2 separate regions of the Homo sapiens genome follow, and region 2 is linked to region 1. A link is a contact called in ENCODE Hi-C or POLR2A ChIA-PET data. All regions are on one chromosome and are shown on one strand. The core of a region is the stretch at or near the end of the contact, and the rest is flanking DNA. Distances in the headings are between cores, read along the strand shown. Region 1 overlaps SMPD3 (sphingomyelin phosphodiesterase 3). Region 2 has its middle 42 kb from the start of SMPD3.

The links. A loop is a pair of places that touch in the nucleus more often than their neighbours do. ChIA-PET counts read pairs that join two places held with the same protein, here RNA polymerase II (POLR2A). Pooled maps may share reads with other maps.
Region 2: a loop to region 1 is called in a map of astrocyte of the cerebellum, with 4 times the contacts of the local background. The contact joins two enhancer-like sites. A Hi-C loop is called at or near these places in 4 of 168 maps with a recorded cell type or tissue (astrocyte of the cerebellum, heart left ventricle, stomach and 1 more) and 3 of 50 pooled maps. POLR2A ChIA-PET finds 5 or more read pairs at or near these places in 2 of 52 experiments (activated CD4-positive, alpha-beta T cell and naive thymus-derived CD4-positive, alpha-beta T cell).

The regions. Positions count from the first base shown.
Region 1 is chr16:68,416,822-68,420,515 of GRCh38, forward strand. All of the region lies in intron 1 of SMPD3 (sphingomyelin phosphodiesterase 3), which reads right to left. Among named protein-coding and RNA genes, the nearest start is that of SMPD3, 30 kb to the right of the region's middle. Within about 2 kb of position 1,295, at least 18 of the 41 ENCODE cell types and tissues checked have a DNase peak (open chromatin) inside an H3K27ac peak, as active enhancers do; they include stomach, where a contact is called at or near this core.
Region 2 is chr16:68,488,450-68,492,482 of GRCh38, forward strand. No RefSeq gene overlaps it. Among named protein-coding and RNA genes, the nearest start is that of SMPD3, 42 kb to the left of the region's middle. Within about 2 kb of position 2,747, at least 5 of the 41 ENCODE cell types and tissues checked have a DNase peak (open chromatin) inside an H3K27ac peak, as active enhancers do; they include stomach, where a contact is called at or near this core.

The DNA.
Region 1 (3,694 bases), core at 45-2,544:
CCAGGGGCAACTTGGCTGGTCCTGAGGCCTGTCAGGTCTAGGTGGGAGGCCCGTGTCGCTGGAAGATGCCTCAGTCCCAGGAGAGCTCTGTGGCTGGAAAGCTGCTTCCTGATTGCCAGGGCACTCAGTCACAAAAGCTGTACCCAAGGGCTCTTTGGGGTGGCTGCCGTGGTTTCCACTTAGACCCTGTCTTCAGGGCTGGTGCACCCATCCCCTGGGTACTGGGGACATCTCACAGCTGTGTCCCTCCCTAGGCATTGCCCTCAGCTGAGGCAAACTGCCTCACTCAAAATTAAGCCCTTTCTGAATGATTGGCAGATGGGGAGGGGGTACCAAGGCCAGGTCCCTTGGCCCCCATCTGGGACAACTCTGAGGAGCTATCTCAGCTCCTGAGTTCCCTGTAGAACTGCTGAGGTCTCATTTGCACCCACAGTCTGGGTCTGTTTCTCCATCTGCCTGATCCTGCCTTCTTCACTTCCCTGAACTCATCAACAAATTCGCACACACTCAGGGAACCCAGGCTATGACAGCTATCCCGACTCAGCTAAGAGGGGCTGGGTTGATTGATAGCCTCTTACCCCACTCCAGAGCCACTCTGGCCCTGCTATGCTGGGGCTGCTGACAAAGCCCCCTCAATTGTTCTACTGTTACTCTTTTATTGCATTCAAGCCTCCCTAAGGAGCCACTTGAGAGACATTTGTTTATTTTTGAACTTGGACTTAGGAAATATTGTGCTTCTTTTGGCCTTTGGTCTGTGTTTGGATTGTGTTTATGATACAAACACAAACAACTGGGGAAGAGATTGGGCTTTCTTTGCTTTGGCTGCTAGGAAGCTTGGAGACCAGTCCTAGACCTACACGCTACTAGACAAAGATGCTGGTACCTTCAGAGTTCCCTTAACGTGCTTTCCTTGCTATTGTTCTTTGTGTCGTTTTGCTATATCACACAGCTCCGTCTGAGCTGCCTCAAACCCTGCGTGGAATGAAGTAGGGTATAAATGAGTAAACACATACATACAGCCATGGGGGTGTGGTGTCAGACAGACCTGTCTGCCGGTTACCAGCTCTGGGACATTTGCCAAGTTACAACTTCTCTAAGCCCTAGTTTATTCAGCCAAGGAGTGGGCCTGATGCCTGCATCACATAATTATTCTGAAGAAAAATACAACAAGCACATGCCTGGTACATATCAAGTGCTCAATAAATGGTACACATTCATAACAACTTTTTATAAAATCCTGTGCTCTCAAGAAAGTGCCCTATCATGTTGCCGGATCTGCCCCCACTCCCTTCCTGTTGTGTGCGGGCTGTCAGCCAAGGTGCATTTCTGGCTTGTTGGGTTTCACTTTCTCATGGGAGAAAGATGCCTACCCAGGCACCTGCAGCTCACAGCAGACGGTGTGCCGCAGCAGAAGGTCCCGTGTAGATGCCCACCGAGTTCATCCAGGCAGGTAGATACATGACTCAAATACCCACAAGAGAAATGAGCACCTACTTGGCTGGAGGAAAACTAAGACTCTTTATGTAAATGAAGCCTTCATAAAATGAAAAAAAAAAAAAGGTTGTAGATGAGAGATGGGTGATGAGTAATTTAACCAAGACGATGCAAATCTAGGCCTTTGAATACTTTAAATATAACCATCTGATATAAAAAGAATTGCACTAAATTTTTTAAAGTAGAGAGCTTTCCTAGGGTGAGAGACTCACTTTCCTGATAGGGACATATTCCCCAAAAGGCAAATGGGGAAGGCAAAGAACAACATCCATGTTGACATCACATCCCCCTGCAGGCAGCAGAGGAGGATTCAATGCATTTTATAGTCTACACTAGCACCCCATATACCACACGTTACCTTGCAAACCAGTTTGGATCCCATATGAGAACAGGGATGCCCATTTCAAAGGGGAGGTAGCTTGGGAAACTCTTTTGTTCATTTCTAAAGTAAGCCTGCCCCTGGCTCTGTCTCCTTGTAAATGTCAGGTGGGCCTGAACCATAGTCTTGAGCTTGTCTAAAGATGGGTCTGGACTTTCTTGTCCTTTTGGGTGATGAGAAGGCCAGAGCAGGGAACCTTCTGTATGCTGGGTCTAGAATGGGTCTGCTAGATGTATCCTCCTAGAGGGGAGAAAGGGATGGTGTGAGTGCAGGATGCTGAGGAAGGGGTCAAGGACAGGATGGAGAGAGTGTGGCATGAGGGCAAAGCTGGGTACAGGGCAGGCCCCAGTATGGTCTATTTGTAGAAATAGGCCTCAGGAGAGGTGAGAGGGATGAAGAAGTAGTGGCTAGGGGCCACAGCTAGTATCTGGCTGGGCTGTCTAGTCCTGGAGGGGTAAGGGATGCTGGACCATACCCTCTAAGGCTGGTTTAGGAGGGTCGGGGGGTCTTGGAGGAAGCTGCCCAGAGCAGCTATGGCCACCAATGAGACAGGAAGAAGTCAAGGTTGATGGCGCTTGAGCCAGGGTCCCACTGCAGGGACTGGCTGAAGTTCTGGAACATGCATTGAGCACATTAACAAGACTGAGGATTTTGTGTCAGGTCTCTGGAACCTTCCTTTGGGGGATCAGCCAGTGCGGGAGAAACAGGTGATGGCTGGGTGGCCAGGAATCTACTGCCCTATCACCCACAGGCAGCTCATTGTATATCACATGTGGGGACAATGTCCCCCTCAACGCCTAGCCAGAGGGATGGGGCAGGATGGGGATGCAGCATCCAACATCTGTTGACTGTCTTTCCTCAAATCCTGTTACACATTTCCTTGCATCTCCAGAGTTTTGGTAAGAGAAAAACCATGTACTTCACCTCTATCTTGACAACAATAACTTTCCTCCCTTCCTATGGAAGATAGAGAGAACCCTCCTCACCTCCAACATAGCACAGATGCCCCAGGGCCCAGCTTCCATGAACCCCATGTAATGATGATGATGAAGATGACAACCATAATGAAGCCTTACTCCTAAAATGAGTATAATGACACTAATGATAAAGGCAGCATCAGAGAGTGGGGGAGAGAACAGACTTTGAAGCCAGACTGCCTGAGTTCCAGCTCCACCTATCACTAATTGTGGGAACTTGGAGGTCACTTTGTTCTTGGGCTCCCTCATCTGTAAAGTGGGGATCAGAGTAGCTGATTATTGGAACATGTAGTATCCCGAATAGCTATTGCTTTTTTTTTTTTTTTTTTAAGAGATAGTGTCTTTCTTGTCACATGGCCTGGAGTGCAGTGGTGTGATCTTGGCTCACTGCAGCCTCAACCTCCTAGGCTCAAGCAATCCTCCCACCTGTCTCCCAAGTAGCTGAGACCACAGGCATGCACAGGTTTTGCCATGTTGGCCAGGCTGGTACCGAACTCCTGACCTCAGGTGATCCATCTGCCTCAGCCTCCCAAAGTGCTGGGATTATACGTGTGAGCCACCATGCCCGGCCATTATTCTTATTACTAATATCATTACTATAGGCACCTTTCATATCCATTTCATTTGAACTTCGCAATCCTATAAGGAAAAAGGTACAATTGTTATTGTCCCACTTTGCAGATGAGGAAATTGAGGTTCAGAGAAGTTGAGGGACTTGTCCAAAGACACTCAGCCTGGTACGGAGCCTATATGATCTTCCAGTTGGCTCCCTCTGGCTAGGCTAATAGCCTGGTTACCCAGGCTTAAAAGGGATGCTTCACCATTACCTGACAGTCCTCCCATT
Region 2 (4,033 bases), core at 1,497-3,996, 73 kb after region 1:
CTCAGGAGTTTGAGGCTGCAGTGAGCTATGATCACCCCACCGCACTGTAGCCTGGGCAACAGAACAAGATCCCGTCTCTAAAAACAAAAAAAAAAAAAACAGCTTTATTAAGATATAGTTGAAATATGTAAACAGCACATACTTAAAAAGTACAATCTGATGAATTTTAACATATGTATGCATACACCTGTGAAACTGCTACCACCGTCAAGATAATGAACACATCCATCAACTCTAGAAGTTTCCTCCTGTCCCTTTGTGATCTCTCCCTCCCATCTCCACCGTCTCCAGGCAACCACCCATCTGCTGCTCTCTGTTACTGTAGATGAGTTAGCATTTTCTGAATTTTAAATAAATGGAATTATCTACTATGTACTATTTTTGTTTGTTCTTTCATTCAGTGTAATTATTTTGAGATTCATCCTTGCTGTGTATGTTAATAGTTAATTTCTTCTCATTGCTAAGCAGTATTCCATTGTATAGATTATACCACAATTTGTTAACTCTTCACTTGTTGATGGATATTTGGGTTGATTCCAGTTTGGGGTCATTACAAATAAAGTTGCCATGAATGTTCATATGCAAGGGTCTGTGTGAATACATGCTTTTATTTCCCTTGGGTAAATACCTAGTAGTGAAGGCTGGGAGTGGTGGCTCATGCCTATAATCCCAGCACTTTGGGAGGCAGAGGTGGGAGGATCTCTTGAGGCCAGGAGTTCCAGACCAGCCTGGGCAACACAGTGAGACCACTTCTCTACAAAATATTTAAAAATTAGCTGTACATGGTGGCATGAGCCTGTAGTCCTAGCTGCTCAGGAGGCTGAGGCAGGAGGATTGCTTGAGCCCAGCAGTTCGAGGCTGTAGTAAGTTATGATTGTACCACTGCACTGTAGCCAGTAAGTTATGATTGTACCACTGCACTGTAGCCTGGACGGCAGAGCAAGACCCTGTCTCAGTCAGTCAATTAATCAATCATTCAGTATATAGGAGTGGAATGGCTGGGTCATGTAATAGATATGTTTAATGTTTTGTTGTTGTTGTTCTTTAGGCCAATACAGCAGAATAGAAATATTGAACTTTTTTTTTTTTTGAGACGGAGTCTCGCCCTGTCACCCAGGTTGAAGTGCAATGGCGCGATCTCGGCTCACTGCAATCTCCGCCTCCCAGGTTCAAGCGATTCTCCTGCCTCAGCCTCCTGAGTAGCTGAGATTGCACGCGTGTGCCACCGCGTCCGGGAAAATATTTAACTTTTAAAGAAACTGCTGAAGTACCTTCTAAAGCAGTCAATTTGCCATTCCCATCAGCACGTATGAGGCTTCCGCATAGCCTTTCTTGGCTGGCTACAAACTACTGCAGAAGCTTCAGAACTGAGTCTCCCATTGGGTTTACCTGGCTGGTGACTACAATCAAAGCCCTGAGGCCTGCACTCCCTGGGCCCCAGACAAAGAGGGAGGGGTGTCCTAGAAATACTTGCTGAAGACAGTGTCAGGAATCTGCATTCTCTAAGGAAGCTTCTTGGCCCCAGGACTGCCCCAGGGGTGGGAAATATTGAGCAGGACCCAAGGGGCCCTCTAGCTCAGCATTGGAAAAAAATCACTCTGCACCTGAAGAGGCCACAGTCCCATATTACAGCCCAACTCTCATGAAACTCACTTTTGCATAACTAAGTATCTGAGCTGGTGTCAGGGCCCCCAAAAGCAGTCATGGTCGCTGGCTCAGAGACCTGTTCCAGGGAGGTGGTCCCCCAGTAGACTGCCCAGGAAGGACCTGAAGAACTGAGGGCCCTAGAGTCCTGAGGACCCTCCTGGGTGGAAGGATACTGATCTAGGCCTATTCCCCACTGGAAGGAGCTATGGGGCAGCACCCAGGACTAGAGGACAACGTCCATGTACCTACCCATTACTGCTGGGGCCTGGCCTTTCCAGCTGGCCCTGCTTGTGGCTCAGGATCCCTGATGTTAGGAGGTGGTACAATCTTTAGGGTGTGAGCCCCTCCAGAGTCTGGGGTGTGCTATGCATTTATCCATCCATTCATTCATCAACATTTATCAATGTCTCCTAGGAGCCAGAGATGACTCAGGCAAGTTGGATCCAGTTGTGAAGCCTCCCGTTCCCTTCCAAGGGATCTAGACAGTATTTAACAGGAGGGGCACTTGTTAAATGCTGTCCAGGGTTTTTCTTTTTTCTTTTTCTTTCTTTTTTTTTTTTTAAAGAGACAGGGTCTTATGTTGCCCAGGCTGGTCTGGAACTCCTGGCCTCAAGCAATCCCCCTGCCTTGCACTCCCAAAGGGCTGGGATTATAGGTGTGAGCCACCATCTATGCCAGCCAAGGTTTGTGTTTTAGAAAGATCCCTGGCAGGCAATATGGAGAGTGATTTAGAGCCCAGGGAGCTTATTAGGAGGAGGTGAGGGAGGGTCTACCTGGGCAGTGTGTCAGGAAGACAGGGAAGGACAGATGTGGGGTGAGGGCAGAGGACAGTCAGCACATCGGTGCTGCCAACCCTTTCCTCTCATGGCTTCAGCAATGCTGCTCTCACCGGTTCCCACCACACACTGTGTGCGTAAATAGATGGAGGGGTGGTGGGAGGGATGGGGGATGGGTGTTTGGGCTCAGGGGCGAATCTTGGACCGAGCACTGTGAGGTGACGGTGGGGCCAAGGCTTGCATCTCCCCACCCACCTGTCCACTGCCATTGTGGAGCAGCCAGTGTGGAACAGCCAGGTGCGGGTGGGGACTGCAGGTGTCCTCCCCAGTCCAGCAGGAAACCACTGACTCATGTCTGACAGCTCTCAGCCTGGATGGGCTCCCGGAGGCTGTTAGTCACCTGTGAAACAAGGGCACGTGATCCCTTCTTGCCCTGAATTCCTCAGGCTGTGGACTCCCTGGGACCACAAGTTTGAACTTCTAGGAAAGAAGGGACTCAGGTTTTTTTGGAGACCCCCATCCTCAGGGGCAGGAGGGGAGGGGAGAGGAAACCCGAGCCTGGTGAGGAGGTTAAAAGTTTGAACTTGATCCCTGCCAAGGAGGAGTTGGGTCTCAGCTGTGATCACTGAGCCTTTGCATCCTGTAACCTTTTTCTGGTTACGCATGGCAAGTACAGCACTGGCCAGGCACGTTTCTGTCGTTTACACTGATCCACAGAAGCCTCTGTCCACAGACGACCTCAAAATGGCATTCACCGTAAGCAGAATTCACCTTCAAAACGCTACGTGAGTCCAGGGGGGCAGCGAAGAAGAGGCCGAAGGAGCAGTGGGGCAGGGGTCGCGGGTCTCTGTGGTGTGGAGGGGGCAGCGCCGGGAATGTGCGGGGAAGCCTGGAGGCCTGGGTCCCAAGCCCCTGTGCCAATTGCTGGGGGCCCATGAGACTCACTCCACCTTGCTGAGCTGATTCTGGACCCTGATCACAAGGGACTGCAAATCCGTGTTCTCGTGCCTTCAATCTGGGCCTGCCAGGGTTGAGACACGGCACAGACCCTCTGAGTTGGCTTTGGGAAGATAGATGGAAGCCATTCCCTCTTGCTTCTCCGGTGCAGGCTGCAACTCGTCAGCCAGTTGATACCAAGTGTTTACAGTGCATGAATCTCGACCCGAGATCTACAACAGGCCAGCTGGGAGAATTTCATTTGATTGTGAGGAATGTGATTATTTGGCCATTGGCTCCTGGCCTGTGAGCCACTCATGAGTCTTTTGAACCACCCGGGGTTTCAGTCTCAGTGTTTCCAAAAGCTGGGAGGGCACTTAGACACGTCCACCGAAACCTTTATTTGATATATGAAATGGAGATCCCGAGGGGAGGAACAGCCACCGAGGCCCTGGCTAGAAGTGGTCAAGCTTGTCCGCATGGGCTCCGAGGGCTCCCAGGGACCGCAACGCTTCAGCCTTCTAGGCCACACTGCAGGGTACACCCAGTGGTCGCTGCCCTGGTCACTGCCACCGCCTTGGCCTGTTCCTTGCCCTGTGGCACCACCAGTGGGGCCCTCCTCCCCTTGCCCATAAAATTCCTGAAAGAAGAGAGCCTGCCCGGTCAGGCCTGGT